Regions from separate parts of the Homo sapiens genome. Here all the other regions are linked to region 4. The links are chromatin contacts, found by Hi-C or POLR2A ChIA-PET in ENCODE. All regions are on one chromosome and are shown on one strand. Each heading gives the region's core, a stretch centred on a gene start or an enhancer-like site at or near the end of the contact. The rest is flanking DNA. Distances are from core to core; before and after follow the strand shown. Region 1 holds the start of CTLA4 (cytotoxic T-lymphocyte associated protein 4). Region 2 holds the start of NIF3L1 (NGG1 interacting factor 3 like 1). Region 3 overlaps SPATS2L (spermatogenesis associated serine rich 2 like). Region 4 holds the start of NOP58 (NOP58 ribonucleoprotein). Region 5 holds the start of ORC2 (origin recognition complex subunit 2). Region 6 holds the start of CASP10 (caspase 10). Region 7 holds the start of HYCC2 (hyccin PI4KA lipid kinase complex subunit 2).

Evidence for each region. A loop is a pair of places that touch in the nucleus more often than their neighbours do. ChIA-PET counts read pairs that join two places held with the same protein, here RNA polymerase II (POLR2A). Pooled maps may share reads with other maps.
Region 1: a loop to region 4 is called in a map with no recorded cell type, with 8 times the contacts of the local background. The contact joins the promoter of CTLA4 here to the promoter of NOP58 in region 4. A Hi-C loop is called at or near these places in 1 of 37 single-sample maps with no recorded cell type and 5 of 50 pooled maps. POLR2A ChIA-PET finds 5 or more read pairs at or near these places in 3 of 52 experiments (WTC11, activated CD4-positive, alpha-beta T cell and activated T-cell).
Region 2: a map of CD4-positive, alpha-beta T cell shows a loop between it and region 4 (10-fold over the local background). The contact joins the promoter of NIF3L1 here to the promoter of NOP58 in region 4. A Hi-C loop is called at or near these places in 2 of 168 maps with a recorded cell type or tissue (CD4-positive, alpha-beta T cell and naive thymus-derived CD4-positive, alpha-beta T cell), 8 of 37 single-sample maps with no recorded cell type and 12 of 50 pooled maps. POLR2A ChIA-PET finds 5 or more read pairs at or near these places in 2 of 52 experiments (activated B cell and activated CD8-positive, alpha-beta memory T cell).
Region 3: a map with no recorded cell type shows a loop between it and region 4 (7-fold over the local background). The contact joins the enhancer-like site here to the promoter of NOP58 in region 4. A Hi-C loop is called at or near these places in 1 of 37 single-sample maps with no recorded cell type. POLR2A ChIA-PET finds 5 or more read pairs at or near these places in 1 of 52 experiments (Caco-2).
Region 5: a loop to region 4 is called in a map of B cell, with 6 times the contacts of the local background. The contact joins the promoter of ORC2 here to the promoter of NOP58 in region 4. A Hi-C loop is called at or near these places in 1 of 168 maps with a recorded cell type or tissue (B cell), 1 of 37 single-sample maps with no recorded cell type and 11 of 50 pooled maps. POLR2A ChIA-PET finds 5 or more read pairs at or near these places in 2 of 52 experiments (A673 and WTC11).
Region 6: a map of naive thymus-derived CD4-positive, alpha-beta T cell shows a loop between it and region 4 (3-fold over the local background). The contact joins the promoter of CASP10 here to the promoter of NOP58 in region 4. A Hi-C loop is called at or near these places in 1 of 168 maps with a recorded cell type or tissue (naive thymus-derived CD4-positive, alpha-beta T cell) and 6 of 50 pooled maps. POLR2A ChIA-PET finds 5 or more read pairs at or near these places in 1 of 52 experiments (T-cell).
Region 7: a pooled map shows a loop between it and region 4 (7-fold over the local background). The contact joins the promoter of HYCC2 here to the promoter of NOP58 in region 4. A Hi-C loop is called at or near these places in 10 of 50 pooled maps.

The regions. Positions count from the first base shown.
Region 1 is chr2:203,865,710-203,869,964 of GRCh38, reverse strand. It overlaps CTLA4 (cytotoxic T-lymphocyte associated protein 4), which reads right to left and starts at 2,194. Exons shown (of 4, transcript NM_005214.5): 1 at 1,914-2,194. The coding sequence starts at 2,022.
Region 2 is chr2:200,886,802-200,890,620 of GRCh38, reverse strand. It overlaps NIF3L1 (NGG1 interacting factor 3 like 1), which reads right to left and starts at 1,250. Exons shown (of 7, transcript NM_001369441.2): 1 at 969-1,250. PPIL3 (peptidylprolyl isomerase like 3) reads left to right here and starts at 1,544. Exons shown (of 7, transcript NM_130906.3): 1 at 1,544-1,665; 2 at 2,936-3,008. The coding sequence starts at 3,006. RefSeq lists enhancers at 467-716, 975-1,719, 1,607-1,856, 709-1,908, 1,977-2,026 and 1 more.
Region 3 is chr2:200,382,338-200,386,541 of GRCh38, reverse strand. All of the region lies in intron 2 of SPATS2L (spermatogenesis associated serine rich 2 like), which reads right to left. Among named protein-coding and RNA genes, the nearest start is that of SPATS2L, 78 kb to the right of the region's middle. RefSeq lists an enhancer at 2,526-2,665. Within about 2 kb of position 2,626, at least 8 of the 41 ENCODE cell types and tissues checked have a DNase peak (open chromatin) inside an H3K27ac peak, as active enhancers do.
Region 4 is chr2:202,263,668-202,267,674 of GRCh38, reverse strand. NOP58 (NOP58 ribonucleoprotein) reads right to left here and starts at 1,912. Exons shown (of 15, transcript NM_015934.5): 1 at 1,689-1,912. The coding sequence starts at 1,733.
Region 5 is chr2:200,961,486-200,965,221 of GRCh38, reverse strand. It overlaps ORC2 (origin recognition complex subunit 2), which reads left to right and starts at 1,562. Exons shown (of 18, transcript NM_006190.5): 1 at 1,562-1,732. LOC105373835 (a long non-coding RNA gene) reads right to left here and starts at 1,790. Exons shown (of 3, transcript NR_187976.1): 1 at 1,592-1,790. RefSeq lists a silencer at 1,153-1,551 and an enhancer at 2,260-2,329.
Region 6 is chr2:201,181,053-201,185,254 of GRCh38, reverse strand. CASP10 (caspase 10) reads right to left here and starts at 2,114. Exons shown (of 10, transcript NM_032977.4): 1 at 1,947-2,114.
Region 7 is chr2:201,070,397-201,074,156 of GRCh38, reverse strand. HYCC2 (hyccin PI4KA lipid kinase complex subunit 2) reads left to right here and starts at 2,486. Exons shown (of 13, transcript NM_001321623.1): 1 at 2,486-2,547. NDUFB3 (NADH:ubiquinone oxidoreductase subunit B3) reads right to left here and starts at 2,156. Exons shown (of 3, transcript NM_002491.3): 1 at 2,098-2,156. RefSeq lists enhancers at 1,634-2,257, 2,394-2,483, 2,504-2,773, 2,258-2,883, 2,874-3,013.

The sequences.
Region 1 (4,255 bases), core at 945-3,444, 1.6 Mb before region 4:
TAGATGAAGGAAGCCACAGAGCCGAGGGCACCAGGTCGCTTCCTCTCTAGGTTGAGGCAACCCTGCTGTTAACTCCTGTGGGCTTCCCCTGACACCACCGCTGCCTCTCTGCCCTTTATTTCTCCTTCCCTTGAACACTCCCATGCTCCTTTGTTCTCTTTTCCCACAGGATAAAGGAGACCAGCTCTCCATACAGAGAGGCTTGCATCAACTCAAAAATAGTGGCTGCATGCCAAATTACCTTCCTGTAACTAACCAGGCCCCTCTCCAGTCAGTCTGACAAGTGAAACTCAAAACTTGTGTTGCATGATGTCACTCATCTGCTCAATCCCTTTGACACTTTACTAACACTGATCGCAAAAACAAATACAATAAATAACATTCAATGAGTCCCCCATGATCCAATTCCAATCTATCACTCTGGTCTGAATTTCTAGGACACACTTTCCTGCTTATAAATCACCCTATATTAGAGACACTAGTCCCTTCCACCAAGCCACTTGCACGGGACATCTGTCCTCAGAAGAGAAAACAGTTTGGCAGCAGCCATTGTCATGTCTATTCCAGCAGCTCTAGCTAGCTAGACTACAGCTTCCTTCCCTAACCCTCACCTCTGCCTATCAGAGATGCCCTCTGAGCATCCTTAGCACTGTGATAACTCCATTGCAGTAGTTCATTACTTTCTGCTCTGTATTAAAGTTATTTGTGAGCTAATCATATCTCCTCACTCTTTTACTTGTGGTTCATGAACTCCTGTGAGCAGTGATTATAGCCCACCCAAGTGAGCACTCAATAATCTTTATTGTATTGACTCTAAGCTTAAGAAATCCTAAATGTCCTGCCCTCTCCCCAAGCAAGCTCACACTCATCACCACTAAATGCGGTCACACTCAACTTTCCAGTATTGGGAGGGTCCTGTTACTGGTTGAGATAAATTTACTTTAGGAAATTTAAATACTTCTAAGAGTGTTTATTTAATCTTTACATATTTAAAACATGTAAAAATAAGAAAACATATATGAATATTTCTTCTCCAGTAAAAATTAAATCATCAAATATCTTTTGAGTACCTACTTCATACAAACTACATGGTTTCTTAACCAAGAAGGTCTAGAGAGAGATAAGGTTGAGATTCAATGGATATACTCATCATTTTAAGCCGTGTAACAAACCTGGTGTCAGTCTCTGAAGAGCTGAAAACTGAGGATCTGCATCTGAAACCCACACGTAGGTCAGGCAACAATTAAGTATTGTATGCCAAACAGACTGGTGGCTTTCTTTCTTTCCTTTTCCTTGTCTTTTTTTTTTGGCAATTTCAAACTTTTATTTTTAAATAATTGGCTAATTAGCTAGTAGAATTGATTAAGAGAACCTTAAAACCTTGAATTAAGTAAAGAAGGCATTCTTCCCACAATTTCCCTACATTTTAAACAAGCTGGCTAATTCATTTATAAAGTATATGAATCCGAGGACCTTAAAACCTTGAATTGTATAGCAAAAAAACTCTTCCCAGGATTTGCTTAAGTCAATTTTTTTTAAAGGAACTTGTGAGCTCATCCTGAAACCCAGCTCAAATGTATTCAGGACTATGGCTATCCTTTCCCTCTTAAATCACTTCCAGTCTCATAGAAGGGTCTGAAATTGCCTGTGTCTCTCTACTAAACCAACTCACATGCATTCATGAAGCCCCTACTAAATACCTGGCGCTCTGTTCTGAGCTATCTCTTTGCCTTATTTGCTGCCGCCCAACTGCTCCCTGCTGGCCCTGGAATACAGAGCCAGCCAAGCCAGATTGGAGTTTTACCTTTAACTTCTGGCTTTGCTATAAATCACTGCCTTTGACTGCTGAAACAAATGAAACCCAGGTAGGAGAAACACCTCCTCCATCTTCATGCTCCAAAAGTCTCACTCACCTTTGCAGAAGACAGGGATGAAGAGAAGAAAAAACAGGAGAGTGCAGGGCCAGGTCCTGGTAGCCAGGTTCAGCTGAGCCTTGTGCCGCTGAAATCCAAGGCAAGCCATGGCTTTATGGGAGCGGTGTTCAGGTCTTCAGGAAGTAGAGCAAAACCTTTCAGGATCCTGAAGCTTTGAAATGTGTTTGAACCCACACAGAATCAAGGACTTTATATAGATAGCTTTGATCCCAGATATGTATTACACATGTGCACACACAGAAGGCACTTGAATAGAAAGCCTTTTTGTTTTGGTTTTACGAGAAAGGAAGCCGTGGGTTTAGCTGTTACGTCGAAAAGACAACCTCAAGCACTCAACTGAACAAAACAAGCCAATCCATGGATGGAAAATGTATTCAATTTGAAACTGAAGCTTCATGTTCACTTTGAGGATCTGGATAACTAAGTGGAGACTTGGAGAATTTCCTGGAGTACAAGGGTCCTCCTAAATCCCAATTTTATTCAATCTTCTGGGCATCCTTAACCATCCAGTCCAATTCATTTCATTGACAACTCCAAAACTACTAGGCTGCTAACTTTCTGAGCCCTTGGGCTAATGGCAGGATTTGTCTAGGCATCATTAATAAAAACTGTATTCTATCTGTGAAGCACCATCCTTCTAATGGTCCCTTGACAGCTTTACAAATAAGTTTATTTCTCCTAAATCCATTTAGCATTTGGTTAAGAGAAAAAAACTAAAATCACAAGAAATAAACTGAAAATAGGCGGAAAAGAAGCTGCCTCTGGTTTTGCAGAAGGAAAGAATTCAGGTGTTCTTAAAAGCCTTAACTCAACAGAGACAAAACAGAGTTGAAGAAGGTCCAAAGAAAAGCCAACCCAAATGATTCAAGAGATTAGAGCCGTCCATAAAAGGATAGACTTTTTTTTCTAATACAAATTTTTCAAGCAGAAAATTCAAAAGTGAAGATTAAATATAACCAGAGTCCTTAAATTTGTGACAGCTGTAGACAGGACCAATGATCTAACAAAAAGAATTTGAAACATTGAGGACCTTCCTTAAATCTGGAGAGTTTTCATACATTTTAATAAAGAAAGAAACATTCATGGGGAACCTGTAATATGCCCGGAATTCTGTGCACTTAGGATTGAATGATGACAAAACAAAAACATAGTTGATACCTTAAGGGGCTTCTAGAAGGCTGACATGCAAACAGACAGTTGTAACAGGGAATATGACATTTGCCTACTCCAGTCCGTCCATGGTTTCCCATTGTCCACACCTCAGCACAGCAGAGGAGACTCTGCAGAATACTCACCAAATGCCTCCCTCTTTGGCCTGTACCCCAGCATTCCCTCCCATTCCCCCTTCCTGCATTTGTCTTTCCTTCCACGTGCCTCTTTCAGGCCTCATCACCTTTACCCATGCTGTTCCTACTGCCTTTTTTCTCCTATTATCTTATTTTATACTCCTTCTCATCCTCCAGGACTTAGCTCAGCTGTCATCTCCTCCAGGAAGCCTCTTCTTTTTTTTTTTAAAATTTTATTATTATTATACTTTAAGTTTTAGGGTACATGTGCACAACATGCAGATTTGTTACATATGTATACATGTGCCATGTTGGTGTGATGCACAGAAGCCTTTTCTGACCTGCCTGTTTTCTATACACTGCTACACATTATAGAAACCTTCAAGCCCCAGCTCAAGCGCCAACAAGCAATAACAACCTAATGGGCACTTCCTAATGCCAGACTGGGCAACAGAGGTTTTTTAAAAAGTGAAAAACAAATGTTCCTGCCCTCAAGAGGAACACACAGCAGTGGCAGGGACAGACAGCTAAACCCATGATCATGATAGAGTGAGATCAATGCTGGAATTGAAGTATTATGTAGAGGAGCAGAAGCCAGTGGTTCAGCCTGTGGAAGTCAGAAAGGGCTTCTCAGAAGACGAAAAGCCTGAACTTATTATTGAGAACAGAGAAAAGGGTGGATATTCAGACAAGAAGAATAACATGGGCTAAAGTTGGAAACGGCATGAAGAGTTCATTATGGTCACAGGACAAAGCTTGTCTGGGGATGAGCAGAAGGTGCAAGCGGATGCTCTTAGCAGCAAGGGCCAATGAAACATAAGGAGCAAACTGGTATGACTGAGTTCACATTTGGGGGAAATTTTAGGGATGGGGAGGATGGGTTCAGGGAGAAATGTAACCAGGAAGACTGGGAAGAAGACTATTGGAATACGCCAGGCACCAGGATTTGGAAAGCTTTCTGAAGGGGGCAAAATAGTAAATATGTTATGATTTGCAAACGGTGGGGTCTCTGTTGCCACTACTCAACTCTGTCAT
Region 2 (3,819 bases), core at 1-2,500, 1.4 Mb after region 4:
AAAGATAATGCTGTCAACCCCATTCTTAAACTTACCACTTATAAACACTTTTTGAAGAAAAACATTTCATAGTATGCACAATAAGAAAGCATAGCCAACTGTAAATTTGATGAAATATCCATAAGTCAATTATTCCAAAAGCAATTTTTCAACATTTCTATTTAATGAGATGAAGATGCTTGTTTAACACATTATTTGAAGTGATACAGGGTCTCCAAAAACCACTCGAGGTCTTGGAAGTTTGTTTTTGTTTTTTTCTTTTTGACACAGGGTTTCACTAGGCGCCTAGGCTGGAGTGCAGTGGCGTGATCTCAGCTCACTGCAGCCTCGACTTCCTGAGCTCAAGCAGATCCTCCCACCTCAGCCTCCTGAGCAGCTGGGACTACAGGCGCTAAACACCACACCTGGCTAATTTTTGTATTTTTAGTAGAGATGGGGATTCGCCATGTTGCCCAGGCTGGTCTCAAACTCCTGCGCTCAAGTGATCCACCTGCCTCGGCCTCCAAGAGTACCGGGATTACAGGGGTGAGCCACTGCGTCCGGCCTTGAAAGATCTTCTAATGGTCCTCATAGTACTCCATTCTCCAGCATTTTCTACATCTGGCAAGCTCGAAAGTGAAACCCTAGTGGGCCATCATGCAGGTTTTGAGTTATTTACTGTTACAGATGAGGAAACTGCGAAGCTACATGGCCACAGTCAACAACGACAACAGAAGGCAACATAGTATGGCGGTTAAGAGCACCGACTCTGAAGCCAGCCTGAATCCTAGAGCCAGAGCTGTGCAACAGCAGGTAAATGACTTATCCTGTGCAGTTTCCTCCTTAATGGAAATAGTGCCCAGGCCACAATATCGCGAGATTTACACGTAAAGCTGGAAACAACTCCCGTCCTAGAGTAAGCACTGTTTACTATTAAGCAGCATCAGTAGGGCCCCTTTGCAACCTGCAAACCGCTCCCTCGACGTTACCTCATCTATGCCTCATTTCAGTGCCACTTCAGGCCTTTTCCAGGACAGTGAAAAACCACGAGACACAGCCAGTTAAGTCTGAGTCAGGACCCCTGTCCCACTAGTGCGCTGTGCTCTGGTGCGGCAGGGCAGTTTTCTGACCCAATCTCCTCTTCTGCTGTCCTCTGCAGCACCAAGATAACAATCACAGCCGGCCCCAACCGGCACCTACCGCGAAGGTCACAACTACACTCGCGGGTTTTTAAATCGCCCACTACTCACCAGTCCCGGAAACTTCTCTGCGTCACTTCCGGTCCCGCGTCGGCGCTCCGGATGCTGTGGCACTTGGCTCCCCGTAGCGGGAGAGCTGGGCGGAAGTGGTCCTTTCCGTTTGGCAGCCGAGTGTAAAGCATTGCTTGAGGTTGCCCAGGTAGTTTCGCCTTACACTTCTTGTCCCAGTGCAATTATTAGTAGAGCTCCCTTTCACTGTCAAATTTCCGGTTGGGGATAAATTGCATTGTCGTTTTGGTTTGAGATAGGAAGATGAGGGGAGGAAGGAGGTGAGGCGGTAAGGGGCGTTCTCTCTCTTGGGTCCCGCGCCCAACTTCCGCTGGCCCAAAGAAACTATAATTTTGAACCAACAGACCTCTGCTGGCATCTGCGATTGCATTTTTCCTGTTTTAACAACGGCTGTGCTAGACGAAGTGGTGAAGCCCAAGTATGGAGTAACGTCATTAATTCTTTCATTCACTTATTCGAATGCTTGCTGAGTTCTGTGTTGCTACTGGTTTAGTTCTTGGGATACTGCGAGTGAACAGTGGGCGGCGAGGCTGTTGTTGCAACGTCAGAGTAAAAGAAGGACCCTGCACGGCGGCCTCCCAGCACTTCGGGAGGCCGAGGCGGGCGGATCACCTGAAGTCAGGAGTTCGAGACCAGCCTGGCCAACACGGCGAAACCCCGTCTCTACTAAAAATACAAAAATTAGTCGTGCATGGTAGCGCGCGCCTGTAGTCCCACCTACTCGGGAGGCTGAGACACGACAATCACTTGAACCCGGGAGGCGGAGGCGGAGGTTGCAGTGAGCCGAGATCCTGCCGCACTGCACTCCAGCCTGGCGACATAGCGAGACTCCGTCTCAAAATGAAAAAAAAAGAGAAGTTCATAGTATATTAGTGATAAGTGCTGTGGTGGAAAAAAAAAAGTTCATAGTATATTAGTATAAGTGCTGTGGTGAAAAAAAAAAAAAGCGAATTTCATAGTATATTAGTGATAAGTGCTGTGGGAGAAGGAAATAGGAATGTCCTAGGGCTGAAGGGCTAAAGCAGTTCTGTGTAGGATTGTCAGGTCAGTTAAACTTGACATTTAAGCAGAAATTTGGAGGTGAGGAAATTAGCCGTAGAGATGTCTGAGTATAAGAATTCCAGGCAAAAGGGACACCCAATGCCTGGACCCTAAGGGAAGGTATCTGGGTTATTGGGGGACTTGCAAGGAGGCTCTTGAAGAAGAGCAAGCCGGGCAAGTAGGAGATTGGGAGGCTTGAATCGGGTAGGATATCTTCTATAGCCGGGTTTTTATTACCTAGGGGATGCCATTAGAGGATTTTTTTTTTTTTTTTTTTTGACGGAGTCTCGCGCTGTCACCCAGGCTGGAGTGCAGTGGCGCGATCTCAGCTCACTGCAGCCTCCGCCTCCTGGGTTCAAGTGATTCTCCTGCCGCAGCCTGCTGAGTAGCTAGGACTACAGGCGCCTGCCACCACACCCGGCTAATTTTTGTGTTTTTAGTAGAGACGGGGTTTCGCCATGTTGGCCAGGCTGGTCTCGAACTCCTGACCTCAAGTGATCCACCCGCCTCGGCCTCCCAAAGTGTTAGGATTATAGGCGTGAGCCACCACGCCCGGCGAGGTTTTTATTTAAAATGTTCAGTAAAGATGAGCGTGTGTGAGTTAAGACAGGAAAATGAGCCTAATTCTTTTTTTCTTTTGGGACTAGAGACTTATTTTTGAGCTCGCTGTAAGACTGAGAAATCACGTAGTCCTTCCTGAAACCACTAAGAGGAAAAATGGTAAGTTTTGAGCAATTTTTATCTAATGTCTTTCATTATAAGTAATTTTTAGAAATTCAGTCAAGGGCAATAAAAGTTCATGGAAATTGCAGTGGCAAGATGGAGAAATTGTATAATATAGAAGCACTTAATATGGAATAATTCTTTTAAAAAATACACAAAATTGCTTTAAAATTCTTTAATGTTGTCACTTAAAATGCACAGAATTTACCTTTTTTTTTTTTTTTTTTTTTGAGTTTCACTCTTGTCTCCCAGGCTGGAGTGCAGTGGTGTAATCTCGGCTCACTGCAGCCTCTGCCCCTGGGTTCAAGCGATTCTCCTGCCTTAGCCTCCCCGGTAGCTGAGATTACACGCGCCTGCCACCACGCCCAGCTAATTTTTTGTATTTTTAGTAGAGATGGGGTTTCGCCATTTTGGGCAGACTGGTCTCGAACTCCTGACCTCAGGTGATCTGCCTGCCTTGACCTCCCAAAGTGTTGGAATTACAGGCGTGAGCCAACTCGCCCAGCCAGAATTTACCTTTTATGGAGAAAGATTGATTACAAGATAGATAGAAATGGAAAGGGAGAGTTGAAGGAGCAGAAGAGAATAGACAGGTCTGACAATTTTAATTGGATTATTTTGCTCTAGATCTAAAGTGGGCAACTAGGCTGGGCACAGTGGCTGACACCTGTGATCCCAGCACTTTGGGAGGCGGAGGTGAGAGGACTGCTTGATCCCAGGAGTTCAACACCAGCTTGGGCAACACAGTGAGGCCCCCGTCTCTACTTTTAAAAAAACAATTAAATAAAGTGGGCAACTAGAACCTGAA
Region 3 (4,204 bases), core at 1,377-3,876, 1.9 Mb after region 4:
GAAGAGAGAAAATTTATGAGATCTGAAGACGTGGTGACAATGGATGGTAAGCTATATTCGTAAGAAAACATACACGCACACACGCTCACATCTCCTTGGCAATTCTTTTTCTCTTTGACCTCAAGTCTAACTCAAGGAAGACTCTTCTTTGGGACTGATGCTAGTAAAATTAATTACAATTTTATTCAAATCATAATTTTATTTTTTTGTGGAAGAAAAATGCTGGCTGTGAGGGTAGAATGGGGCTATTTTCTCAGATGGGAAAATAAGATAAAAATAATTACAGGGACCCATTCCTTGCCCATTTTACTCTCAATTATTTTTCCCAGGTGGAAGGCTGCCTCTACAGGCTCTGGAAGGCTGCCTCTACAGGCTCCATCTTCCAGGTGGGTTCCAATACCCTCTCCACATCACAGTAAAATAAAATCTTACTGTTTCTAATATCACAGCTTTCTGCTAGCTGGTGCATAACAGAGGCAATGGGGAACTAGTTAAAAGGTTCTAATTTAAACAGACCATAAATTTGGTTTGCCTTAAAGAATTGTAAGTTGGCCGGGTGCGGTGGCTCACGCCTGTGGTCCAGCACTTTGGGAGGCCAAGGTGGGCGGATCACGAGGTCAGGAGATCGAGACCATCCTGGCTAACACAGTGAAACCCTGTCTCCACTAAAAATACAAAAAAATTAGCTGGGTGTGGTGGCGGGCGCCTGTAGTCCCAGCTACTCGGGAGGCTGAGGCAGGAGAATGGCGTGAACCCAGGAGGCAGAGCTTGCAGTGAGCCAAGATCGCACCACTGCACTCCAGCCTGGGCGACAGAGCGAGACTCCATCTAAAAAAAAAAAAAATTTTAAGTTTAAGTGACTAGATAGTCAAATTGGGTTCTACTGCTAAGGACAAACACTGGGGAAACTGTGGGACAGGTGAGGTTATTTTCGGTGTGTCCTGAAGGTCCTCGTTGAGTGTCTGCACCCTCCAATCAGCACTAGTCCCTCCAGAATGTCCGGAAGCCCACCTTGCCCCTGCATAACATCATGTACTCATTACCTTTCCTGAGCTGACCCTCCCTGCTATGAAAATGAAACAGTGCTGTGTCCCTATTTTGAGATTCTCTTTTCTGCTATGAACTATATCTGCCCAGTCAGCTCAATTTCATCTAAATCTTAATTGTTTAAAGTAGTCAAGGAACTTTTCAATATATTTTCACCTGATTTCACATGACAGGCCCAGGGTTTAGCAACGTGAAGCCTCAGCCCTCTAAGGTGCAGACTTCTAGGTAAGCCCAAGAAGCCTCTAATGCTGTGATTTTTAGGACCTACAGTGAGTAACAGATGTCTGGGGACAACAGACCTTCTCCCTGACATCTTGGTCATCATGCTTGGTAGTGTATCACTGCCAAACATGACTGAATACTCATACCTTAATATGTATCGACCACAGGAGCTTTTAAATCTATAAGAAAGGTACAGGGATCTTTGACTTCTTGAGAAGAACCTGGTTTCTCCTTGTTATTATCATTTAAAATTGTTATTGGAACAGACCAATTACTGCGGGCTAACTATTCAAGTCCACGAATACATGTTCCATACATACCAATCAATCAACACAAAATTAAGATACTCAGAAATATAAGTCCTGATATTGGTGCAACATTTCAATAGCTTAGACATTTTTTAAAACTTTTTTCCTAAAAATTGCAATTTAGATTTCAGTAATACCATTATAAACATATGTAGATATAATCATCTAATTTTTACATATGTCCTAAAGAAAAATAGAGATCAAGGAAACTGTTAAAACTTATTAGGGAAACATATTAGTCATAAAGGAAAGATTTTCACCATTTTAATACATCATCTATATATACTTTTCTAGTATAAAATTTATGAACCACAGCTGGGCGCGGTGGCTCACGTCTGTAATCCCAGCACTTTGGGAGGCCGAGGTGGGTGGATCACGAGGTCAGGAGATCAAGACCATCCTGGCTAACACGGTGAAACCCTGTCTCTACTAAAAATACAGAAAATTAGCCGGCATGGCGGCATGCGCCTGTAGTCCCAGCTGCTGGGGAGGCTGAGGCAGGAGAATGGCATGAATCCGGGAGGCAGAGCTTGCAGTGAGCTGAGATTGCGCCACTGCACTCCAGCCTGGGCGACAGAGCAAGACTCCATCTCAAATAAATAAATAAATAAATAAATAAATAAATAAAATTTATGAACCACAAATATGGTTACCACCAATCACTTCAAACACAAAATTATATTGAACTGATCACTGAGCAAAAATCTTACAGAATATGCATTAACAGTAGCCAGAAAATCTATTAGCTTAGAACAAAGATAAACATGTTTTATGAAAAATAAACCCAAATAATAGACATTCTGGCAAATATGTCTGTCTCTGTATTTCCAATTGATATAATTCAACAAATTTTAATATGTATGAGTTATCTGTAAAGTTTTAAAAATATATATTTATGTTTCTAATGCAATCACATAAAACATGCAAAGTTCTATCAATGTACTGACCTATCAAATCGCTTTCTGACTTGCTTGTCTCCTTTCTCCCTCCTGTTTGATTGTGTAGGCAGTAATAAAGTTTCACTTTCGTTTCTCTGAAACCCATTAATGCTCTTAGGTTTACTTTCCTGTTCTTGGGTATTACATCACTTTGCTTGAACTGGATTTAAGAAACCATAGGAAATATATAAGAAAACATTTTAAGTAATGATTTTAACAAAATTTTCAAGGTTATTAATGCAAAATTTCCCATGATTTGTAAAAACATAGAAATCATACTGCATATTTGGGGCCGTTAATAGGGTATTTCATAAATTATCATAATGTAAGCTGGAGTGGGTAAATGCCAAATGTCATGACGTATGACTTAGAGAGGGAAAATGACCAAGTTGGTAGAGACTGGATCGACTTGACTTTCTGGCTAATCAACAGACTTAACCAGGGAGCTCTGAAAAACTGAGATTTCTGGGCCCCAAGGTCAGTTGGTGTGGGGAAGTTGTGATGGAAAACAGTGACTCCCAGGTCATTTTCATGCAAAGCCAGATTTGAATGTGGCTAGTCTAAAGTGAAATGTGCTGGAAGGGTTTAATAGAGGCCGAGTTTCAAAGACTGAGTACAAAAAAAGGAATATAAGCTGTCTCATTAATACTTTTTATATCGACTATATGTTGAAATGATAGCATTTGATAGATTGGATTAAATAAAATACAGTATTAAAATTAATTTCATCCACTTCTTTTCACTTTTTTAATGTGACTGCTAGAAAATGTATGATTTTATGTGTGGCTTACATTATATTTCCACTGGAAAGTACTGTCCTAGAGCAGGGGTTCTTAAAGTGTGGTTCCCAGATGAGTGGCCTCAGCATCACCTGGGAACTTGTTAAAGATGCAAATACTCTGCCCCTCACCAGACAGAAAGAGAAGCTCTGGAGGGCAGGGGCAGCACAGCAGTCAGTGCTTAACAAGCCCCGCAGGGTATTCGGACGTGCACTAGCAAAACCGTGAGAACTACTAGTGTCTCCATCCTGGAACATAAAGAAAGAGCCTCTTCCTTAATCCCAAACACTACACACAAGAAATAGATTCTCATGGAAGCCTAGAGAGATAAGGGGAAAGCCAGTTTCCTACAAATTACGTCGTTAAGGAATAATCTTTTCAAAAATATATTATTAATAATAATTAGCACACTTCTGGAGAACTTATAACGTACCAGACACTCTGCTAAGTGCTTGACATACATTTTTTTTCATTTTACCGTCACAACCCTACGAATAGAAATTAAGATTATCCCCATTTTTACATACGTGGAAACTGAAGCACAAAGAGATCTAGTAACTGCTCAAGGTCCCACAGTTAAGTGGCAGGGCCAGGACTCAAACCTAAGGCAGTCCAACTCAGCAAGCCCACGGCCATTGGGCTAACAGCACCTCAAAACCATCATAAACAAGTCACAGGGCTCACTGTCTATGAAATGCAGTAAGAACTCCACCAGGGGAATAAAACCGTTCCACGGGACCTGCCTTCTCAGGCCAGACAGGCCCACAGTATATGCCTTGCGCATTTGCAGGATGCACAAACTGCAGTGCGAAACCACTCCACTCACACAGGAATGGGCATAAATGAACTTGTTTCAAAGAAATGGCTATTTTTGGCTGGGTGAGATGGCTCACTCCTATAATCCCAGCAT
Region 4 (4,007 bases), core at 663-3,162:
TATACTACGGCAATTAACGGTGAAATTCATCGATAGACACTTACAGACCACATTGGCTAAGAGAATTTGAAGCTATGCAGAACTCTACATGGTAATTTAGATAAGATTCCAAAAAGCTGGAGAAAAGTAAAATTGACATGTTTCGTAGCTCTAAAGGGGACTAAGGAGCTTACTTACAAGTTCCTTAAAACACTAATACGGCAATTGCAGATAACTCCAACTAAGGTAAAAACAAGCAAAACTGCCTTTTCGGTTTTAATGATTTTATTGGTTTTCTTAAAAATAACATTTGACGTATCAAATGCAAACTGCGTATTTTCAAATGTCAGAAGTGAAACATGGAGAACTCTGCACCCATCCAGACTTTCTTGCATCCACACCACAAATGGTTTTTTGGTTCATAGCTAAAATTGTATTACATTTATTTTTACCTAGCGTTTTTGCTTTCTACCAACATATATATATGTAGAATATACATAAAAACTTTATTTTTCATTGCTATATTCACAGACCTCAGAAGAGTTGCACCGCACAAGAAAAGGCACTCAATCTCACTCATTCTTCCTAACATCTCAACAGCATCTTGCGATACGAATGTCTTACCATTCAACCATTTCAGTGCTGACGAACTTGTCAAACTTTCCCCACGAAAACAACCAAACCTCAAACTGACATCACCAGCCCAGATGTTTTCCCCTAAGCTTCAAATCTGAAATACTGAACTGCCCGATCTACACAACTGCATTATCAGGTCTAATAGACAACGCAAGCTTCGCACAGCCCAAACCGGAAATCTTTAGTCCTTCCCCAAGAAACTTTCTTAACATCTTATTTAAACCAAAACCCCACATTCAATCTATTAGCCAGTCCTTCCTGTTCTACCTTCACAATTTCTATCGATATTTGTTTCTCTCCATACCAGGCAATTTCATCTTGTCCAAATGAATGCAAAAGTATTCTTGCTGCCGTTCTTATCTCCTCGAGTCTAATCTCCACACAGCAGAGTAACCGTATTAAGACAAATTAGCAGGTCATTCCTCTGCTTAAATCCTTTCGATTGGCCGAGCACGGTGGCTCACGCCTGTAATCCCAGCACTTTGGGAGGCCGAGGCAGGTGGATCGCTTGAGGTCAGGAGTTCAAGACCAGCCTGGCCAACATGGTGAAACCCCGTCTCTACTAAAAGCAAACAAACAAACAAAAACAACTAGCCAGGCGTGGTGGTGGATGGAGGCCTGTAATCCCAGCTACTCGGGAGGCCAAGGCAGGAGAATCGCTTGAACCCGGGAGACGGAGGTTGCAGTGAGCCAAGATTGCGCCACTGCACTCCAGCATGGGCAACAAGAGCGAAACTCCATCTCAAAAAAAAAAAAAATCTTTCGATCATTCCTCAAAACATCTAGAATAAAGTCCGAATTCCCTATAATCTGTTAAATTCTAACACGCCTCCTGCCCACCCCTTCAACGGGAGGAAATAAAATCCTCTAATGCAGAACGGGTCTCCCCAAACGGCGGGGCCACGTGTTACACGTAACATGGCTCTCAGGTGTAAAGGCCTTCTCCCTCCTCCCAGAGCCCGGGCTATAACAGGCACCCACGCTACTCTGAGTAGTTCCGTGCTTAAGTCTTTCCCTCTCCTCGTCTGTCCAGCATCCGCCTTCCCCCTTTAACGGCTCGCTCTCCCACCTACCTTAAAGATGGCGTAACCCACAGACGTTTCAAACAGCACCAACATGGTGAGGCCGGGTCAGGGCGCCGCACGGCCTGCCAGAAGCTGTAGAGTCAGTTCAAAAACACCGACTACGCGGCCTCAAAAGGCCTCCTAGGCCGCGGCGGGCAAAGCACAAATGCGCTCGCCGTCCCGCAAAGAATCAGAACACGCTGCCTAAACCCTCCACGCTGTACTGGAACTAGGACGCACGAACGCGCTACTCCTTCTCTGAGGATTCTGGGATAGCAACGTCACTTCCGACAGAAGACTGCCGCAGAGATTGCCGTCACTTCCAGAATGTTCCCGCCACAGCGGGCTGGGGCGGGCCGAGAAAGTTTGTATCGCGGGATCTAGGGCCTGAACGGAGCCTTTGCGCCTTTTTTTCTTTTTTCTTTTTTTCTTTTTTGGAGACGGAGTCTCGCTCTGTAACCCAGGCTGGAGTGCAGTGGTGTGATCTCGGCTTACTGCAACCTCCGCCTCCCGGGTTCAAGAAATTCTCCTAGCCGGGCGCAGTGGCTCACGCCTGTAATCCCAGCACTTTGGGAGGCCGAGGCGGGCGGATCACAAGGTCAGGAGATCGATCGAGACCATCCTGGCTAACACGGTGAAACTCCGTCTCTACTAAAAATACAAAAAATTAGCCGGGTGTGGTTGCAGGCGCCTGTAGTCCCAGCTACTCGGGAGGCTGAGGCAGGAGAATGGCCTGAACCCAGGGGGCGGAGCTTGCAGTGAACCAAGATCCTGCCACTGCACTCCAGCCTGGGCGACAGAGCGAGACTCCGTCTCAAAAAAAAAAAAAAAAAAAGAAATTCTCCTGCCTCAGCCTCCCCAGTAGCTGGGACTAGAGGCACACACCACCACGCCCAGCTAATTTTTGTATTTTTAGTAGAGATGGGGTTTCAGCATGTTGGCCAGGATAGTCTCGATCTCTTGACCTCGTGATACGCCCGCCTCGGCCTCCCAAAGTGCTGGGATTACAGGCGTGACCCACTAGGCCCGGCCTTTTTTTTTTTTTTTTTTTTTTTTTTTTTTTTTTTTGAGACAGTCTGGCTGTTGCCCAAGCTGGAGTGCAGTGGCACTATCACGGCTCACTGCAACCTCCAACTCCCAGGCTCAAGCGATCCTCCCACTTCACCCTCCGGAGCAGCTGGGACTACAGGCCTGTGCCACCACACCCAGCTAATTTTTTGTAGAGACAGGGTTTCACGATGTTGCCCAGGCTGGTCTCGGACTCTTGACCTCAAGGGATCCTCCCACCTCGGCCTCCCAAAGTGCTGGGATTACAGGCGTGAGCCACCGCGCCCCGCCACCGCTAGAGATTTAAAGGGGAAAAACTTCACGATATTATTTTGTTAACCCTCTATGAATTATATGTTCACTTTGAGAGAAACGAGGAGCTGTTTCGGTGCCAGTCTGCCTCAGGCATCTAGAATTTGAAATGCCAGCTAGTGCCATTAGACTTTATCCCCTTTCAAGCCCTGCCTTGAGGCGAAGGCCTCAGAATGACACCATTACTGTCACTATATTTGTGAGCATTCCTGGCCGTTCCCTTCTGTCTGGCCAAATGAATTATTAGCACAGTTTTCTTTCAATAAGCCTCTCCTATTTTTGCTGCATTTGTTAAAATGACCCCAGGGTATGAATTTAGAATGTCTTTTTTTTTTTCTTTTTCTTCTTTGTTTTTTTTGAGACGGAGTTTCACTCTTGTTGCCTAGGCTGGAGTGCAGTGGTATGATCTCTGCTTACTGCAACCTCTGCCTCCCGGGTTCAAGCAATTCTCCTGCCTCAGCCTCCCGAGTAGCTGGGATTACAGGCATGTACCACCACGCCTGGCTAATTTTGTATTTTTAGTAGAGATGGGGTTCCTCCATGATGGTCAGGCTTGTCTCGAACTCCTGACCTCAGGTGATCCACCCACCTCGGCTTCCCAAAGTGCTGGGATTACAGGCATGAGCCACTGTGCGGGGCTGAATTTAGACTGTCTTCTTGATTTAGTGTTACTTGCTTTTCTGGAAGCCTTTCAGTCTCAGGGACTGGGATTAAATACCCCAGTTGTTTCACAAGTCTGTCTTCCAACAGGGGTAAAATTTCCTTACTCACTTCCCAGGCCCTATATGCAGATTGTTCCTAATCATTAAATTGCAACCTGCTGGGAGAATTGCTTGAACCCAGGAGGCGGAGGGTGCAGTGAGCCGAGGTGGCACTACTGCACTCCAGCCTAGGCGACACAGCGAGACTCCATCTAAAAAAAAAAATTGCAACCTGCTCAAGATTGTGGAACATTAAATAGGTAGCAAC
Region 5 (3,736 bases), core at 313-2,812, 1.3 Mb after region 4:
TTCTTATTTATAATGCACAAAAAATTGCCTTTCTCTTCCATTTTCTTAACTCCACCTAGCCAAAATGGAATAATGAGGTATCAAGGCTATGATCATTTCTTTCTCAACTGGATTTCCTAAACAGCTCCCAAATCTTGTGACTCTATATCTTCCCTCCCAATCCTACCTCCTTTATCCAAAGATCTTTCAATACAAATCTGACCAGTGCCCTAAGGGCCAACTAAGCCCTTCATAATAACAGACCCAATGCTTGGCATTTTACACAGCTGTTACACGGATTTGGACCTTCTACCTGGAAAATTTTACCCCTCTTGGCCTGTTTTAAATCTATTCAACACAGGGGTTTCAGTTTAAACATCTCTTCCTCCTAGAAAATTGTTCCTGACTCCTTCTGGGCTTTTAATTAGCTACTCCTACCATGTGCTCCAATGCACTTCCCATATCATGGTATTTTTCTCAATATTGTCCGTTCAATATCTTCACGTGCTAGGTAACTACAGTGAATGCAGAGATCGTAGTTGTCTCGCTCGATAATGAATACTTATCTTCTGTTCGCAGAGTACTCTGTAGTTTTGTTTTGAGTAAGTGAATCCAAATGAAACAATACCCTGTTCTTAATACTGTATGGATCCCATCCAGGTTCATTCCTTTTCTTCCTCATTTTCTCTGTCTTGTCTTTTTTATATTTTGGATAGTTGAAGTCAATCATTTTCTCTGTCTATTCATTCTATTTCCCCAGCCTCTTCATCCCACTAGCCGTCCGATCCCATCTCCATATTCAGTGCTTCTCCTAACGTCTCTTCTTCTCCCTACCCCAAACCCTGGAGATGTACAAGATCCTACCTTTCACGCCAAATGAAGAAAATCTTTAAAAAAGAAATGCGAATCAATTTCCATTACCTTTTTCTTCAAAAGGTAGCTGGGAAACCAATGAACACTTTTTTTTTTTTTTTTTTTTTTTTTTGAGACGGAGTTTCGCTCTTGTTGCCCAGGCTGGAATGCAATGGCTCGATCTCGGCTCACTGCAACGTCCGCCTCCCGGGTTCAAGCGTTTCTCCTGCCTCAGCCTCCCGAGTAGCTAGTATTACAGGCATGCGCCACCACGCCCGGCTAATTTTGTATTTTTAGGAGAGACGGGGTTTCTCCATGTCGGTCAGACTGGTCTCGAGCTCCCGACCTCAGGTGATTCGCCCGCCTCGGCCTCCCAAGGTGCTGGGATTAGAGGCGTGAGACACTGCGCCCGACCCCAAAGAACACTTTTTAAAGATTGCTACAAGACAAACAGCTACCACTCAGCCAGCTACTGTGCAAACTTCCTCAGATCCAAACAACACTTCCTTTTCCCTTCCCCGGAAACGGAAAGAAGAAAGGAAAGGTAAGGCCCACAACTCAGGGCCCAAGAATCCGTTTTCCTCAGGTTTCCTGATGGGCGGGGCCGAATGGCCGGCGCCGACTGGACGGCAGAGCCGTCGCTCTTGGCCGACTCCTCTTCCTATTGGCTTCCTCGGGCACCGCCCCCTGAACAGGGCGGGAGATTCGGTGTGCCGCACGCAGGCTTCCCATCCCCCAGCTGGCCTCCGGTGCTCCTTACCTCCCCGGTGGTCGGGCGCGAATTACTGGAAATTGGCTTTTCCCGTTGGGGCCGAAGGTACCTTCCCTGCGGCGGCGACTCAGCGGGGTGTCGTTCGGCCGGCGTGACGCAGCCGGATCGGCGCCAGACGGAAACCTAGCGGTGAGTAGTGGGGTGTCGGGGCAGCCTGCCTCCCTTTTCTGCTTAGCTCGCGGCGTGTGAGGTGCGTCCAGGTGCACCCAGCCCCGCGTCGGAGCTTGGCCCCTAGCGTCCCAAGTCGCGCATCTCAGGACTTTCCCTCGGCACTTGGGGCATGGTCTTTGCGCCTCGCTGCCCCCCGCAGGCTGCCCGGGGGCTCGAGAACCCTTACTGGTGGAGCGCAGCCAACTGGCCAGAGGCTGGAGGCGCAGGCCAAAGTCCTTTAAGACTTGAGGTGAGAGGCTCACTCTGGGAGGACCTTTCGTTAGTCTGCCCCGCAGTTATAGGCCTTTTGTGCAAGGGACGCCTGATACTAACCTACCTGATTCCCAGCTTACGAAGCCCTCTGGTTGGAAAAGGAGAACTGTGAAGATGTGTAACGACAGTGGTAAAGTGCCCTGTGAGGTATGAAGAGGAAGAGATCGCGTCCCAGAACCACTGTAGCTAGAACCTTTGATGTCATCCCAGCCTGGAGGCACCAATGTGTCCTGCCAGCTAACTGATCGGTCACCTTGGAGCCATGCTTGGCTGTAAAATGTTGATAAGCCAGGCTCTTTTGGTAGAGCTTTTTAATTAAAAAGATGTTGAGACGTTACTTTTCATTTTACAATTGAAATCCTAATAGAATCATTACACTTTCCCGCAGTTAAATTGCAATCTGAAGAAAAATAGCACGGCCCTACACCGTTATATAAGGGCACTGCACGTTAAACGGACATCATCACTTATTGAGCAGTTTTTCTGTTAGATGTTGAATGAGTTAGAGATGTACAAGAGATCTGCATGGTTAAGTTGAAGTTTAAAGTAAAAATATCTCAGTGCACTGCAGTAAGGAGCTAAAAAAGAAAAAGGTTAAAGTAAAAATACCGATAATTGGGAGCATTCAGTGATGCTCTTTTATATATCAGGCACATCATTTCATTTAATCGTCAGGACTTTGGACAAAGTCACACAGTTATAAAGTATGGAGTGGAGATTGGAACTCAGGTTTCTCCAATATTAAAATTGGTGTTTAACCACTAATCTATCCAACCTTCTTTTTCAAAGGATTATGTTTTTAAAAATTACAGCAAATCTTTTATTTGTTTTCAAAGGAGAGTGTGTTGCTACCACTTGGTGCAATGCTAACACTTGGTGCTGCAGAATTGCCTTGAAGTAACTCCTTGAAAGGGGTTGGCCTATAAGCACCAAGGCAGTGCCTTGAGGGGTCATAATGGTCACTAAATATTGCATTTTATTGTGTGATTGTTAGGTTTTTTTGTTCGTTTGTTTTTCAGGAACTGTTGGAAAGCAAAGAAGGAAACGTTTCTCATGAGGTCTTTGTAGACATTTTCTTTAATTTGGTGATTTTGTACTATTTAATAAGATGCTCCAAAATTAGAAAAGGAAATGTTTGTATAAATGCACTTGGCTACAAACAAGTCTCAGGCTGCCTCTCTCCAGGCAATTCTTGTGTAGAATACCATAGGGAAATTGCCTAGGACAATACTCAGTTGCCTAGAATATTTGTTTTTAAATTTTCCTAGAAAATCTTGTCCCCACATCCCCAAGAACAACTAAACTTTTGCCAATAAGAATTACGTAACCGACCTTTACTTGCTTTTTGCTTTGATTGCCAGGAAGCTCAGAGCCAAAAATTCATTGTGTGATTTTATTTTCTGCTTTCCTTTATATTTTTTCTGATGCAGACTCCCTATTAGCATTTATAAATTATAATTTGTTTTATTGCATTTGCTCATTGTCACTGCTTCAAATCCTTTGTAGTACACAGCAGTGTATAATTAAGTAAAATAATGTAGATTATGCTGACTCTGGCCATGCTCTTTGAAGTATGCTTGATAGAACTAGTGATGTTTCACCCAATGAACTGGAAAGTTAGAGAAACTTTCCAGTTTGGACATTCTATAGTTACCTGCTATAGAATACCCTAACCCTAATTGACATGTAGAGAAATAATTAGACCTATTA
Region 6 (4,202 bases), core at 865-3,364, 1.1 Mb after region 4:
GGCAGGCCTTTATCTTACAGAAAGGGAAGGCATAATCCTAGACCTCAAGCCTGAGCAACATGGCGAGACCTGGTCTCTACTAAAAATACAAAAAATTATCAGGGCATGGTGGCACATGCCTGTGGTCCCAACTACTCAGGAGGCCGAGGATGGAAGGATCATTTGAGCCTGGGGAGCACAGGTTGCAGTGAGCCATGATCATGCCACTGCACTTCACCCTGGGTGACAGAGTGAGACCCTGTTTCAAAAAGAAAAATAAATAAATAAAATATCCTAGACCTCAGGAGGAAAGGGTGGTTTTAGACAAGAGTTGCTCAAATCAGTGTAGGAAGTTAAAAATTACATGAGTCGGCTGCTCTGTCTATGGAGTAGCCATTCTTTTGTTTCTTTACTTCTCTAATAAACTTGTTTTCACTAAAAAAAAACAAATTACATGAGTCAATGTTTCCATCTGATCAGTTTATAAACTATGCTATTCTCTATACTAAATTTCATCATAATCAGAGGAGCAATGCAGTGATAAAATTTTCATTGTAATACTATTTATTCTATAAGCACTTGAGGTATGTAGTCAATATGCAGAACTTGGCTATTTTTAGAAACAAGAAAATACTTTATAAAGGAAGGAACAGGTGGGGTGTCATGGCTTACGCCTATAATCCCAGCACTTTGGGAGGCCAAGGCGGGTGGATCACTTGAGGCCAGGAGTTCAAGACCAGACTGGGCAACGTGGTAAAACCCCATCTCTACAAAAAATACAAAAATTAGCCAGGCATGGTGGTGCACGCCTGTGGTCCCAACTACTCAGAGGGCTGAAGCAGAAGGATCATTTGAGCCCCGGGGATGGAGGTTCCAGTGAGCCATGATTGTGCCACTGCACTCCACCCTGGGTGACAGAGCAAGACCCTGCCTCAAAAACAAAACAAAACAACAACAAAAAAACCTCCTAGACCTCAGAAGGAAAGGGTGATTTTAGACAAGAGTTGCTCAAATCAGCGAAGGAAGATAAAAATTACATGAGTCAATGTTTCCATCTGACTAGTCTATAAACTATGGTATTCTACATACTAAATTTCATTATAATCAGAGAAGCACTTCAGGAGACTGAGGCAGGTGGATCACTGTGAGGCCAGGAATTCGGGACAAGCCTGGGCAACACGGTGAAACCCCGTCTCTACAAAAAATACAAAAATTAGCTGGGCTTGGTGGTGTATGCCTGTGGTCCCAGCTTCATAGGAAGCTGAGATGGGAGGATTGCTTGAACCTGGGAGGCGGAAGTTGCAGTAAGCCAAGATTGTGCCACTGCACTCCAGCTTGAGTGCTGGAGGGTGAAAGAGGGAGACTCCGTCTCAAATAAATAAATAGATAAATAAATAAATAAATAAATAAATAAATAAAGGAAGGAAGACACAGCAAAAATCAAAACCTCCATAACAAACAGTGGTTATATCGAGGTGACATAACTATAGATAATACAAATTTCCTTCTGGGCTTCCAATTGAATTTCTCAAATTTTATGCATATGTGAGCATACACATTACTTTTGGTGTTAAAAGAAACAAAAAAATGTCATTTTTAATGTGATAATCCAGGGGATCTTCCCTGCTACTAGCCCTGAGGTCAAATGAGTGGTTTATTGGAGACACCTTTCTATTCTACCGCATCTAGCATTTGCCTTGTGGTTTCTTGACAATTCTGATCTCTAGTTTTAGTGAGTCTACCAAACTTTGTCTCTGTGAGCTAACATATTTCTGCCCCGGTAAAAGGCTATGTTGGAGGCTTCCGGATTTTTTAACTTTTGTTTTCCCAGGCATGACAAAGAAATCTAAGAAAAAATAGTGCCATTGCTGACAAGTTTTTGCAAGTTTCTACAACACGAAGCCATGAAGCAAAGGAAAAGATTCAAGCATGAGACTCTGGAGTAAGAAGGGTTGTTAATTACATACCTTCAGATCAAGCTCCACCAATCTTCTGGAAGTAAACGGTTCTCAGGGAAATTGCCTGAAAACAAAGTTTTAAAGAAAGTAGAATCCTCTGTGTGCTCCAAGGTCCAAAGAAGCTCCCATTTGCTTGGGAAGAGACTTCAAGACTTGCTGGTTGTTTAAGTGAAAACTGAATCTTCAGGACTGGGTAGCCTGATACTAGTTTCCTGCTGATGTCATCACTGCTTATCTGCCTTTTTCCCTCCCCTTTTCCAGGGTTAAGATAACTTTGACAAACAGCGTCTCCTAAAGGCTAATTTACAACTTTCTCACTGTAGAGCTTGGGGTTTCCCCAGGTAAAGCAAAAGCTTCCTAGAAACGAACCCGTGGAAGCCACAAAGTGCTTCAGGCTTTCCTTTGGATCTCCATTTCCTTGGTAAGTCAAAAAGGGAAGCATCTGTTTTCCTAACCAACTCCTTCCCCAAACACACTTCACTTTTCAAATAAAGCCAAAAAGCTCATGAAATAGTTGTCGGCCATGTTAACCCTTTCTTATGTCCACATGCAAATAAACAATGGAGCGATCTCCACTTACCGCAACCTCTGCCTCCTGTGTTCAAGTGATTCTCCTGCCTCAACCTCCCGAGTAGCTGGGATTACAAGCATGCGCCACCACGCCCGGCTAATTTTTTGTATTTTTAGTAGAGACGAGGTTTCACCATGTTGGCCAGGCTGGTCTCGAACTCCTGAGCTTGTGATCCACCCTCCTTGGCCTCCCAAAGTGCTGGGATTACAGGCATGGAGCCACCGTGCCCGGCCCACAAATAAAATTTTTAAAAGATAAAAGAAAAGTGGGGATTCACTTTCAGTCTTTGTGGGAGAAATTAAGAAATAAAAAGAAAAAGAAAGGAAAAAAAAAAGAAAAGTGGGGATGGTGAATTACAAGCCCATTTGGAGGTACCTGCAAGAGACTCAACAAATTTGTGGTAGGCAAAACTGACAGTATGTGTTCTCACAGCACATTCAAACCAGCAGGAAAGTGAGACTTTGAAGACATTATTTCTAATCATAAAAACAATACTGCACACTAATATTGCAACTACCATGTGCCAGGGCATTTACAAATATTTACTCATTTCACCATCCCAACAACACTGTAAGATAAATACTATTACTATGACTGCTGCTTTAACATGTGAAAACTAAGGCACAGAAAGGTTAATTAATTTGCCCAAGGTCACACAGTGAGCGGCTGGAAGAGCCAAGATTTAAACCAGCAAGTTTGGATCAAAGTCACTACACTATAATTAAGCTAACTCAAATGTGCAGCACTCTGGAAAGAGGTACAGAGTCTTAGAAAGATGTTTTATCTATGGGGAAAAAAAGCAAGATTTATGATGCTTTGATTAGCAAATGTATTAAAATGTCCTTTCCATGTCCTAGGCATCATTCAGAGAACTTCTGTGCTTAAGAAAGACAAGTCCTGGGGCCAGGTGCAGTGGCTCCCGCCTGTAATCCCAGCACTTTGGGAGGCTGAGGCAGGCGGATCACGAGACCAGCTTGGCCAAGATGGTGAAACGCTGTCTCTACTACAAATACAAAAAATTAGCTGGGCGTGGTGGCACACACCTGTAATCCTAGCTGCTCGGGAGGTTGAGGCAGGATAATCGCTTGAAGGCAGGAGGTGGAGGTTGCGGTGAGCGGATATCACGCCATCACACTCCAGCCTGGGCTACAGAGCAAGACTCCTTCTCAAAAAAAAAAAGAAAAGAAAAAGACAAGTCCTGGCCAGGCACAGTGGCTCACACCTGTAATCCCAGCACTTTGGGAGGCTGAGGTGGGCAGATTGCTTGAGGTCAGGAGTTCAAGACCAGCCTGGCCATCATGGTGAAACCACATCTCAACTAAAAACATAAAATTCGCCAGGCTTGGTGGCACATGCCTGTAATCCCAGCTACTAGGAGGCTGAGGCTGGAGAATCGCTTGAACCCGGGAGGCAGAGGTTGCAGTGAGCCAAAATCGTGCCATTGCACTCCAGCCTGGGCGACAGAGAAAGACTCTCTCAAAAAAAAAAAAAAAAAAAACCTTCTTGGGAAAGGGGGGCCGGAGCACAGCAGGCTGGGTTACTCACTACCCCAGTTCCAGGGAAGGTGGGGCCCTGACCCTAGAATGCTGCAGCAGAGTGAGGAGGGGGCCCCAACTGACCATAAAGAGTGTAGGGACCACCTTCTTTGCCTGTTCTGTTGGGACCAGGCTAGTCATTATTTGTCCCAGCCTGGG
Region 7 (3,760 bases), core at 1,237-3,736, 1.2 Mb after region 4:
ACATGGCAAAATCCCGTCTCTACTAAAAATAAAAAAATTAGCTGGGCATGGTAGCACATGCCTGTAGTTCCAGCTATTAGGGAGGGTGAGACAGAAGAATCACTTGAACCTGGGAGGTGAAGATTGCACTAAGCCGAGATCGCGCCACTGCACTCCAGCCTGGGCGACAGAGCGAGACTCTGTCTCAAAAAATATACAAATAAAATAAATAAATAAAAGTGTCTTTGGAACAATTTGGATATATGAATCTACTTTATCAACTGTAAATCTTATAAACATAATCACAGATCAAAGGTTTATATTTATGGAATATAAAAAATATATTTAAAATATTTTCTTAGAGACATCAAGCCTCTAGTCTTTAAAAAAAAACAAATTTTTTTTTTGAGATGGAGTATCACTCTGTCGCCAGGCTGGAGTGCAGTGGGTGGTGCAATGTCGGCTCACTGCAACCTCCGCCTCCCAGGTTCTAGTGATTCTCCTGCCTCAGCCTACCGAGTAGCTGGGATTACAGGCGTGCACCACCACACCCGGCTAATTTTTTGTACTTTTAGTAGAGACTGGGTTTCACCATGTTGGTCAGAATGGTCTCGATCTCTGGACCTCATTATCCGCCTGCCTCGGCCACCCAAAGTGTTGGGATTACAGGCGTGAGCCACCGTGCCCAGCCTAAGAAATATGTTTTTAAAAGAACCTTTATAGCCACATTGTTTATTCTCTCTCCCAACTGTAAACAACCCAAATGTCCAATAACAATAGAAGGGATTATGGTATAGTCACACTGTAGAATATTATACAACAAAAAACTACATGCAAAAGTGTGATTGAATCTCCACAAATATGGATAATGAGCAAGGGGTGAGTCAGAAAAAAATACACATGCACTCTGAACCCATTTATATAGATTGAAATGCCTAACAATTCATTTTTTAGGAATTCATCATAGACGGAAAAATTAAAGTAAAACAAGTGAGTGCTTAGCACAAGTCAGGATAATGGTTACCTCTTGGTGGAGGAGATGGAATCACAGAAACATACTGGGAGATTCTAAGGCAGTGTTTTTCAACCAATTTTTAACTATTGTCCCTGTAAGGAACCTTTCTAGACATTTTATTCCTAATCACACCCCCCGCCATGAAAATTTAACACTACATATATACTGTATAACTGTTTATATACTGTGGCCCTTTGGAGGGACACAAATCATTGTAGTAACTAAGATTCCGACCCCGGCCCCACCAATTTTCAACCCCTTGAAATGTAAAATCACCCCTGTTAAGACTGCATGTTCTAAGTTATTGGCAATGCTTTATTTTCTAATCTAAGAGGTGGATACAGGAGTGTCTGCTTCTGTTAGTTATAATTTTTTAAAATGTATGTTTTATACACCCTTCTGTATATATACTTGACAATAAAAAATAAAAATAGAAAAATTGACTTAAATTGTGCTGAGGACTGAAAAATGGTGGTTATTTCCGTTTCAGAGCAGCTCAAATAATAACAGTAAGGAAATTAGTTAAATAAAGAAAAAACATGCAACCAAAAATTTTAAAAGCTATCTATGTCTGAAGTGAATCTAAAAGTCTCATGAAGATCAACCTCCACTAAAGGAAGCTGGCTCTAAGAAAATGTGCTGGTATCCTTTCCCTAAGAAAGAAATAAGAAGATAATGCTACTTCCACTACATGCAATTTTAGTTTACCGAAGACTATCAAGTATATATCTTAACTTCCTCGTATTAAAAACTGTGATTATATGAATATTAGAACATAAAAAACAAATGAACTGTTATTACTTTTAGTGATGCTGTTCTTCTGCCTTTGCGATCCAAAGGCAAACAAAGACAATTTTGCGTGTGGCAGAAGCGGGAACAAGCACCTGGATTTAACAACTACAGTAATGATCACTGAATCCTCCAACCACCTCTTCCTACCCCAACTCTAAACTAGGACTTCATTAGTTCTCGCCTGCTAGTTCTTTGATCTCCCTCCCAGCCTCCCATCCTTCTCCATTTAGTCTCTCCTTTTCTGCACTCCCCAGAATAGAGTCTAGCTCTTAATCCTAATCAACGGGCCTCCCACCAACTCCCTAATTTACCTGACAGCAATCTGACCTCTCAGGACACTCAACTCTGCAACCGGAGCCAACCGGAAACGGAGGTTGTCACCTCGAGTTTCTCACGGCAGGAAAGCGGAGAAGCCGCTTAACGTTCCGATACTGGGTTAGAGATTCCTGAATCAGGTAGAGACTACATGAGGGACGCTGGAAGTCGATTATTTTCCCAGTATATGTGCATCCTCAATCTGACTGAGGTAACAGATACTGTAGAAAAGAGAAGGGCGGGGAAGATAATATGTTGTCCTTGCTTGGGGACGGAATCCTTAGACACCGCACACAGGGCGGGGCTGCCGGCATACTGCAGCCAATAAGGGAGGCTGTTGTTGAGAGCGTGTTCTCACCCAATGAGAGGGTTGGTTGTTGCGCTGCAGTTGGCAGGCTGCTGCGGGAGGCGGCGGCGGTAGGAAGCCGGAGACAGCAGGGTGACAGGTAGGCGGCGGTGCTGTCTTTGGGGGAGGCAAAGTGCTAGATGAAGAGGGGTTTTCTTCTCCTTCGGCCGCGGAAACTACAGACGGGAGCTGGCGAGGGTGGTCTGGAAAGGCGGTAGCCGGTGTGTTGGTGGTCCCGGAACCTCTCGTAAACCAGGTAGCATCTTGGGAGGGTCGTGAGGAGGAGAAGGCGGCAGCCGAGGCGGGTGGAAGCCGAGCCTTGTGGGGCGACGTGGGGGCCCACCTAGGGCGTGGGGGCTGCGGTGGCGCCAGCAGAGAGGGAGGAGAGGCGGGAGCAAGGCGGTGTCGTGAGGGCTGAAGGGATTCTTTGCACAAAGCCCCAGGCGAGAAAAGGACACGGCATTGAAGACAGTTAAGAGAAATCCCAGTGATTGCTTCTTAGGGCCATTTCCTGGGGGTGGTGAGGGGGAGCGGAGAAGAAAAATATTTACTGGCGGTCAGATTCTGAACACTCATTATTGCTGTACATTATGTAATCTTTGGCTGTTATTTACCCAAACAACTAGGTTGTCCCTCCTGGGAGAGGAGGTCTTGCAACCTATTAATGTGTTAGAACACTTTTTTCATTGGCTTGAGTGCCATTTACATTGGCAGGTTCTCTAGGCGAAGGGTGGTAGCATGGAGGATAGAGTAGTCACGAAGAGCTTATCCCAATTATGGACTTGACAGATACTAGTTTGCGATGAATGTGGCCAGGTTCATGTTTTGTAGTTCGTGAATTTATTTGAGGGTCAAGGCTGACAACATTTTTTAAAGATCTTCAGAAAAGTGGGGAATCCTTTAAAAATGTACAGTAGGAGCTCAGTGTAAGTTGGAAAATGACTAGAAAATTAGTTGGTAGATCCCTTCCTCCCCCCAGGATATTGTGGAAGTTAGGGACTGTGCAAATAAGGTGGTGGTCTGAATATGGGGAAAAAAATAAACTTTTTTTTTTTTTGAGACGGAGTTTCGCTGTTGTTGCCCAGGCTGGAGTGCAATGGCGCGATCTCGGCTCACAGCAACCTTCGCCTCCCGGGTTCAAGCCATTCTCCTGCCCCAGCCTCCGGAGTAGCTGGGATTACAGGCATGCGCCACCACGCCCGACTAATTTTGTATTTTTAGTAGATACGGGGTTTCTCCATGTTGGTCAGGCTGGTCTCGAACTCCGGACGTCAGATGATCCGCCCGCCTCGGCCTCCCAAAGTGCTGGGATT